2 separate regions of the Homo sapiens genome follow, and region 1 is linked to region 2. A link is a contact called in ENCODE Hi-C or POLR2A ChIA-PET data. All regions are on one chromosome and are shown on one strand. The core of a region is the stretch at or near the end of the contact, and the rest is flanking DNA. Distances in the headings are between cores, read along the strand shown. Region 1 overlaps P3H2 (prolyl 3-hydroxylase 2). Region 2 overlaps TPRG1 (tumor protein p63 regulated 1).

Region 1 (4,876 bases), core at 1,833-4,332, 790 kb after region 2:
AAGCTGTTACTATTCTAAGTGCCTAACTTGTATTCACTAATGAAATCCTCGCAATGCCACTGTCACTTACCCCTCCTTTCTGGATGAGAAAACAGAGGCAAAAGAGACTTTGAGTAACTTGCCCCAAATCAAAAAATAGTGTCTCGTTTATTTCTCTAGATCAGTGTTTCTCAAAATACATTGATCATTCATAATTTATTACACGGACCACCAACAGTTTCAGACTTAACAATGATTTGATTTAGGTGTATTTCGCAGAATTAAAATGCAAGTTTAATTATGATTTTCTTAGCAATTCCATTATATTCTTAATAATTATGACATTCTTAAGGTCATACAAGCTCTTCATTGGATTCTTCCAGGCATTTTCTGTCACATACCACTTAGTTGTCAAGGTTTATTTGATCTTGCTAACTTAATATTGTTGATACAACGCTGTTTACTTTTATTACATTTGCAGTTTTAATGCCATTGCTGTATTTTGCTATAGCTGTGCTTTTTTTTAAGAAAAAGGGTTCTTTCATGATTTACTGAAGCTTAATAGTAGATATAAGAATAATAACAAATACTAGATCTAAAAGTAATTTAACTAATAAAAACATTTTGTCAAGTTTCACTTCTTGCAGCAAAAATACTTACATTAAATATTATTGCCAAGAAGCTAGTAAAAAATGCCTCAACATGAACAACAAATTATGCGTGGAACGAAGAATAAACTTCTGGCAAAACTTCATTTTCAAATGACGCTGTAGGATATCACATAATGTAATACAATACACACAATGAGGAAAGACAATTACTACCACATGTTTAGATACAACAGATATTGCTTTATAGTCGGACAAACCACGAGAGAAGAATTACACTTGGACAACGGGTATATATGCAGGGGGAAAGTGTGGAATAACTCCTTTTTTCTTTATCACTAAAGCTTTATATCTTTATAAAGGTTTTATCAGCAGAAACTTCTTGTTTCTTTATCACATAGCAAGAAAGATTCTGTTGCTCTGGTTTAATTCACAATATTGTGTAAATCAGAACATGGATGTGTTGAACCAAGGTTGGCTGAAATAAAGAATGATACAGAACTGACCTTTTTTGTGCAGCAAAAAAGCACATTTCTAATAAGAAGTCTTACCTGAAAGACAATCTATAAACTGCTTTATTCATAGAAAAAAGATGGTATTAACAATATATATCTTGATCTTTTTTAGCATTATGGAAAATAAGGAAAATTGTGAAGAAAGTTGAATGTTAACCACTGGTTTACACCATTTCAGAGCGGAGTCTGCAGAACTGTGTGGCAGGTACAATACCTTTATCTAAGAGGAAGAGGTACTGAGGCTAATTGTAGAATTGAGTGATGAAAACTAAAATATTTCTTCAGAACCCTGACACTGCTATAAAATACCACTTCTGGCTGGACATGGTGGCTCATGCCTGTAATCCCAGCACTCTGGGAGGCCGAGGTGGGTGGATAACCTGAGGTCAGGAGTTCGAGACCAGCCGGCCCAACATGGTGAAATTCCATCTCTACTAAAAATATAAAAATTAGCCAGGTGCAGTGGTGGGCACTTGTAATCCCAGCTACTTGGGAGGCTGAGGCAGGAGAATTGCTCGAACTGGGGAGGCAGAGGTTGCAGTGAGCCAAGATCACGCCATTGCACTCCAGCCTGGGCGACAAAGAGCAAAACTCCGTCCCCCGCCCCCCCCGCCGCCCCCCCCCCCAAAAAAAACACTTCTATGATTGCATAAGGCTTGCCAAGGTCATTTTTCTCTGCAATGTATTCAATATTTTATATTACCTAAGCTTATTATCTTAATGTCTAAATGTCACAATTTTTGGTATTGAGGATAAGATACTAGGATTTATTAAAATGAGGAGTGAACAACTGCTGAGAGTTTCATAGTTTAGTAGCATTTAATAAATTTTTTTATCAGTGGAAATATTCTGCCAAATATTAAAATATATTGAAGCTGGCAGAGACTTCCAAGATTACATATTACAATCACCTCATTTTGTAAAAGAAGACTCTGAGGCCAAGAAAAGGTTAACTATTATAAAGCCCTACAGAGTTAGTAACATAATTAAAACTAGAGCCACACTTTCTATATTCCTCACTCTAATACAGTTTCCAAAATGTTCCACCCAATTTCATGCTATTATTCTCAAACTGACATATGAAGTTGGTATCATCATGAAAGGTCTGTCTTTACAAAACTATGATCAAGTGCAGAAAATGGTGTTTTTGAAGTATGTAAATACAGGCATACCGCTTCTGATTGTGCTTCATTTTATTGCACTTTCCAGATATTGTTTTTCACAAATTGAAGGTTTGTGGCGACCTTGCATCAGGCCACTTCTTTCAGTGCCACTTTTCCAACAGCATGTGCTCACCCCATGTCTCAACGTTACATTTTGGTAATTCTCACAATATTTTAAACTTTTTCATAGCTACCATTACTGTTACGATGATCTGTGATAACTGATCTTTGATGTTACTATTGCAGCTGGTTCGGGCCCCACAAACCATGCCCATATAAGATGGCAAACTTAATAGAAAAATGTTGTGTGTGTTCTGATGGCTTCATCAACTCACCATTCACCTGTCTCTCTCCCTGTCCTCAGGCCTCCCTGTCCCCTGAGACACAACAACACTGAAATTAGGCCAATTAATAATCCCACAATGGCTCTAAGTGTTCAAGTTAAGAGTCACATATCTCTCACTTTAAATCAAAAACTAAACATGATTAAGTTTACTGAGGAAGGCAGGTCAAAAGCCAAAATAGAATAAAAGCTAGGTTTCTTGCATCAGTTCACCAAATCATGAACGCAAAAAAAAAAAAAAAAAAAAAAAAAAGCGATTGAAGGAAATTAAAAGTGCTACTACAGTGAACACATGGATAAGAAAGTGAAACAGCCTTACTGCTGATATGGAGAAAGCTTTAGTGGTCTGGATAGAAAATCGAATCAGCCACAACATTCCTTAAGACCAAAGCATAATTCAGGGCAAGAGTCAAACTCTCCTCAATTCTGTGAAGGCTGAGAGAGCTGAGGAAGCTATAGAAAAACAGTCTGAAGCAAGCAGAAGTTGGTTCATGAGGTCTAAAAAAAGAAGCCGTCTTCATAAACATGAAAGTGCAAGATGACGCAGCAAGCGTTAATGTGGAAGCTGCAACAAGTTATCCGGAAGATCTAGCTAAAGTAATTAATAAAGGTGGCTGCACTAAACAACAAATTTTCATTGTAGATAAAGCATCTTCTTGGAAGATGTCACATAGGACTTTCTTAGCTAGAGAAAATGTTAATGCCGGATGTTAAAGCTTCAAAGGACAGACTGGCTCTATTGTTAGAGCTAATCCAGCTGGTGACTTTAACTTGAAGCCAATGTTCATTTACCATCCCCCAAATCCTAGGGCCCTTAAGAATTATGATAAATCTACTATGCCTTTGCTCTATAAATAGAATAACAAAGACTGGATGACATCATATCTGTTTACAGTATGGTTTACTGAGTATTTTAAGCCCACTGTTATCTGCTCAGAATAAAAGATTCATTTCAAAATATTACTGCTAATTGACAATGCTTCTAGTCACCCAAGAGCTCTGATGGAGGCGAACAAAGAGATTAACGTCGTTTTCCTGCTTACTAACATAACATCCATTCAGCAGCCTGTAATAGAGGAGTAACTTTGATTTTCAAGTCTTATTATTTAAGAAATATACCTTGTAAGGTTATGACTGCCATAGATAGTAATTCCTCTGGTGGATCTGGGCAAAGTAAACTGAAAACTTTCTGGAAAGGATTTACCATTCTAGATGTCATTAATAGCATTCGTGATTCATAAGGAGAAGGTCAAAATTTCAACATTAACAGAAGTTTGGAAGAAGTTGATTCCAACTCTCATGGATGATTTCGAGGAATTCAAGATTTCAGTGGAGAAAGTAACTGAAGTGTGGTAGAAATAGCAAGAGAACTAAAATAAAAAGTGGAGCCTGAGATGTTAGTTAATTACTGAAATCTTATAATAAAACTCGAACAGATAAAAAGTTGCTTCTTAAGGATGAGCAAAAAAAGTGGTTTCTTGATGTGGAAACTACTCCTGGTGAAGATGCAGTGAACACTGTTGAAATGACAACAAAAGATTGAGAATATTACATAAGCTTAGTTGATAAAGCAGTGGCAGGGTTTGAGAGAATTGACCACTTTGGAAAGAAGTTTACTGTGAGTAAAATGCTATCAAACAGCACAGTATGCTACAGAGAAAGTGTTCAAAAAAGGAAGAGTTAATTAATGGGGCAAACTTTCTTGTTTTTTTGTTTTCGTTTTTGTTTTAAATGCCAGTCACTCCAATTTACAGTAACCACCAACCTGATCAGTCAGCAGCCACCAACACTGAGGAAAGACTGTCCACCAGCAAAAAGACTGTATCTTGCTGAAGGCTCAGATACTTTTTAGCAATAAAGTATTTTTTAAAATTAAGGTATGTACATTGTTTTTTAGACATAATGTTATTGCATACTTAACAGACTAAATTATAATGTAAACACAAATTTTATATGCACTGGGAAACCAAAAAATAAAAATTGTGAGGCTTGCTTTATTGCAATGGTCTGGAACCAAACCTGCAATATTTCTGAGGTATGCTAGTTTTCTAAATAACTGTGTAAAATCATATGGACAAACCTATGTCCTAGGAGAACTGACAATTCAAATTCAACAAGCATGAGTTTCCATCACGTGCAAGACTCAAATAGTACTATCAGCCATATGTAAATGTTTAGGTCAAAGATTCACACACAATAATCTGGAATTTAGGAGGTATTGATCATAAGACTATCAGACTTAATCTGGGACAATGGGTTACAGGAAAA
Region 2 (4,432 bases), core at 1,619-4,118:
AGTCATGATTTATACCGAGTATAATTTCAGAAAGAAAACTTCCAAATATTTATTTGCTTGATAATTTGATGTTGGCAACCTTTACTTAGGACTTTAATTAACCCATCATAGCAGCTCAGTGAGAAAGACCCAGTCTTCTTCTTCTTTTTGTTTGAGACAGAGTCTCGCTCTGTTGCCCAGGCTGAAGTGCAGTGGCATGATCTTGGCTCACTGCTACCACTGCCTCCTGGGTTCAAGTGATTCTCCTGCCTTGGCCTCCCAAGTAGTTGGGATTACAGGCTCCCACCACCACACCCGGCTAATTTTTGTATTTTTAGTAGAGATGGGAGTCTCACCAAGTTGACCAGGCTGGTCTCAAACTCCTGACCTCAGGTGATCCACCCACCTCAGCCTTCCAAAGTGCTGGGATTACAGGCGTGAGTCACCGCACCTGGCCAAAGACCCAATCTTCTCACCCTGACAACTTAACTTGTTTGTAATTGTCTCCTTCACATCCAGTGCTTCCTTATTTTCCTATAGTCTCAAAATTGCTCATATTGAGTATATTTAAGAATGCATAGTTTGTTTTGAGACAGAGGTTTTCTTCTGATAACTGACTGGGATCCGTAGGCAGGCTTTTTTCACCCATGAATGATGACAGCCTCCTCAGAGCAATTCTTTTAACTTTGTGTCTATTGGAAATAAGGCTATGTTATGCAATAGCAGGGCTTTAGCTTTGAATATATTTTGTAGCCTTAGCCCAGAATGGTGAAAAGACCCCTGAATGAGGTCTCAGGAAACCAGGACTCTTGCCAGTTCATCCCTGTCTTGTAGTGATGCTTTGGGAAAATTCTGGTACTTTCTGAGTCTCAGTTTTTTCCATCCACAGAAAGGAAGCACTGGGCTATAGCTTCCAAGAGCCCTTCTAGCTCTGACATTCTACAGTTTATAAACCTTATCTGCATTTCCACTGAGAAATAGCTGATTTGTGCTTTTCCATGTTTGTAAAATGTTGTGGTAGGTCCTGAAAGCCTCTTGGAATGATAGGATAGTACTTGCTGTGACCTTTGCAGTAGAGGACTTGTTCTGCTCAGTGGGGCTAATTAGATGCTTCTGAACTAGAGAATTCATACCCCAAGACTGCTTATGGATGTTGTATGTCTGCAACCAGATGATCGTTACTGGCATCATGACCACCTACACTATTCACACAGCATGACTGAGGTCATGGAATGTCTCGATATAGAGATTCTAAAGAACAGATGAGGAAGTCCTGTTTTTTTCTAAATATGGGAAGACATATTCAGAAGATTCAGAAAGAGAAATGATTCAGATTCAGAAAGAGAAATAAGCTTGCCCATAGTCACGCAATGTTAAGTGTCAAAACCGAGACTGTATCACAGGACTCCCGGACATCCAGCTCACTGCACTTTTACTCCACTCTGTCGCCTCCCAGGATTTCTTTCATGTGAGTACGTTACTATTAAATAAAGTATTTCTGGTCATAAAGGCATCTGCAGTCTCCACGATTGTTCTAATGGTGTTTGACAAAAGAGAAGATGATCGTCTTTCATAGCACTGTGATACTAACAGCTTTGCTGGATGGCCTGAGAAGCCCCACCCTTGGAGTGATAACTTAGCTTCAGATTAATCTTCCTAGTTTTCACCTCTGGAGCTCAGGAAAGAAGGTTGGCTGAACTTGCATATTTGGAAGTATACTATATCTCTGAGAAAGGTCCTTTTTATAGTCACATTGACTGGTTATTTAGAAATAGGGTCCCTCTTGAATTTCATGCTCAAACTTCATTTGAGGTTTCCCTAAGGTAAAAGAATATAATGTGTACTTATTAGGCAAGCTCTCTTGGCAGATTTTCATCCCCTTTGGATAAAAGCAAAATTGCACCCAGCACATAAATTGACATATGAAGCAGTAAATAATTCCATTGTGCAAGTTGTTTTAATGGACTCAATCCAGAATGCTCCATTTACCAGCACTCATAGAATATTCATTGAGTTTAGAGTTTATTGTCAGGCCAGAAAAAAAAGAGCTGGGGGATAATAAATGCCAGTATACTAGCTGAGAAGGAGAGGGAGAAAGAAAACTTTAGAGGTATATTTTTCTTCTATTTTTCTATTCTTCTCAATATTTTTCTTTACTCTGTCTTTTTTTTCCTAACTCTGTCTTTTTTTTCCTATATACTTTTTTTTTTTTTTTTCATTTTTCTTCTTGGGCAAAGGATTAAGTACAAAAAAAAGTTGGGTGTCAGTTTTCAAATATAATCATCAAAAATCTGATAACTGGCCAGCAGAATGTTTCAGGGACTTTTTTTACTTTCCTTTTGTGAGAAAAGTTCAGGTATTAACCAGTTGGGGAGCGGAGTGTTATATGCATTTGTGTGAAATTGTGCTTATACCATCTCCACATGGATAAACATTCAGAAACCATAACAGCATTCCCGAAGGAATCCTTCCTTAATACAGGAAGTGACAGTTTTGTGAAGGCACCACAATTAAGCTCTGGTTTTTCATTCCAGAAATCCCAGGATTTAATTTTTAGACAAAATGAGACATCCGTGAAGTTCCATAGGGCTGTTTAGAATTACAGGCAACTTAGTTTCCAAGCTTGTCGAATGCAGGGCACCTGAGTTTGGCTTAACCTCCGGGCATCTCTTTGCATTCAGAGATACCTGAAACCACAAATCATAAATTCTGATGGACACATGCAAAAGAGGCCTCAGAAACACGGTTTTGTTATTCAATGTGGCCACACTCCTCTACCATGAGTTCTCTCCCTGTTATCTCAAGCTTACTTTCTCTTGCTCTGCACTTAGGTTTACCAAATGACCAGGCCTGGGCTATGCCAGAGTGGCTTCCTCCCACATCTTGTGGATTAAGACTGTGAACTTAACAGGAGGGGCAGGCACAGTCTTTCTACAAGCTTTGACATGTTTGTTGCTGCAATTTCACTGAATGGAATGTGTGCAGAGAATAGAGGACAATGAGATTCAGAATCTGAAGTCGCAGAGCATTTTGAATTTGTCAGCGTCCCCCTCAAAAATCATGTATATTCTACCATTTAAGAAGTCCCATGTCTTTTCTCAGTCAGTTATTGCTTCTGTGGAAACTGTTATTGTCATGGCAGCTCCTTTCTTCTTGAAACTGTCTCCCACCTGAACTGTTCTGTTACTGTTCACCTCTTTGATACCTCCTCTCTTTCTCTTTTAATTCTTACCATCAGAATCTTGGTGTGACATCAATATCCGTATTTCCAGCTCTAGCCACTGTTCTGAGTGTCAGACTCACATTTCCAAGTAGGTGTTTCCCATATAGAATTCCTCCAAACACCTTGAATTTCCTATTTTTAAAACCTAATTCACCTTTTTCTTCTCACCCCCTAAAATCTTTTGAACAGTTTAACTAGTTGGGAGTTAATATGAAGGCTGACTGATGTATTACATTCTATTTTTTTTTTTTTGGAAATGGAAATGACTAATCTAATGGAAAACGCCTTTCTTGTAGGAGACAAGGAGAAGGCCTTAGGATCTACTGGGGGAGTCCGGAGGAGCAGTCTCTTCTGTCCCGCTGGAACCCATGGTCCACTGAAGTTCCTTATGCTACTTTCACTGAGCATCCTATGAAATACACCAGTGAGAAATTCCTTGAAATTTGCAAGGTAGGAGGCATCTTGGGTATTACTCTCAGATTAGCTTTGTTGCTGGAGCTATGTGCTTCTAGGGACGTGTACTCCTAAACAAAACAAAATAAAATAAAATAAAATAAAATAAAATAAAATAAAATAAAACCAGCAATTTATATAGACAAAAACGGTAATAGGTTTATAATTTATTTTAGTAAAGAGTCAAACTGTTTTTATATGTAAATATACATTATATTTATATATAACATGCTGCTTTCCGCTTGCTAATTGCATGCATTGCCTACATGGTGTATATACTTTCCCACATATAATCACATTCTAATTATTTTATTCATGGAAGTGTGGAATAGTATAAAGCATAGTTCGATGAGGTTCTATGGTCATGCTCGATTAAGTCACTTGTCTTTCTGAGACTTGGTAGTCTCACGTCTAAAATGAAGATAATGAGCACTGCCTTTCCTCCCAACCTCACTGGACCATTATAAGGTTAAATAGAATGATGTGTGTATAAATACTCCATGAAGTGTAAAGCTATTCACAATTTCTTTGTCTTTAAATTTCATCTCATCAAGCAGATATTAGACTTATTTCTAAAGGGAACAGTTTTCTATTATTCTCTCACCTCCCCCAGGCATCTAAAGCAGAACGGGGGCATTCTAAGTAGTCAAGAAGGAAAACAGCTGGAGCTGAAAATGTAGTGAAAGATCAAACTTTATATTTTCAATAAAACCAAATATACATATGAGTGCGCTTATAGACCTAGAAATTCTTACCTTCTCCGTCCTTTTTATGTTT

What was found. Hi-C counts contacts between places; a loop is a spot of excess contacts on that map. ChIA-PET counts read pairs that join two places held with the same protein, here RNA polymerase II (POLR2A). Pooled maps may share reads with other maps.
Region 1: a map with no recorded cell type shows a loop between it and region 2 (4-fold over the local background). The contact joins two enhancer-like sites. A Hi-C loop is called at or near these places in 2 of 37 single-sample maps with no recorded cell type and 2 of 50 pooled maps. POLR2A ChIA-PET finds 5 or more read pairs at or near these places in 1 of 52 experiments (PC-9).

Annotation. Positions count from the first base shown.
Region 1 is chr3:190,098,534-190,103,409 of GRCh38, forward strand. The region is part of intron 1 of P3H2 (prolyl 3-hydroxylase 2); the gene reads right to left. Among named protein-coding and RNA genes, the nearest start is that of P3H2, 20 kb to the right of the region's middle. Within about 2 kb of position 3,083, at least 4 of the 41 ENCODE cell types and tissues checked have a DNase peak (open chromatin) inside an H3K27ac peak, as active enhancers do.
Region 2 is chr3:189,306,888-189,311,319 of GRCh38, forward strand. It overlaps TPRG1 (tumor protein p63 regulated 1), which reads left to right. Exons shown (of 6, transcript NM_198485.4): 5 at 3,499-3,652. Among named protein-coding and RNA genes, the nearest start is that of TPRG1-AS2, 69 kb to the left of the region's middle. RefSeq lists an enhancer at 1,031-1,090. Within about 2 kb of position 2,869, at least 3 of the 41 ENCODE cell types and tissues checked have a DNase peak (open chromatin) inside an H3K27ac peak, as active enhancers do.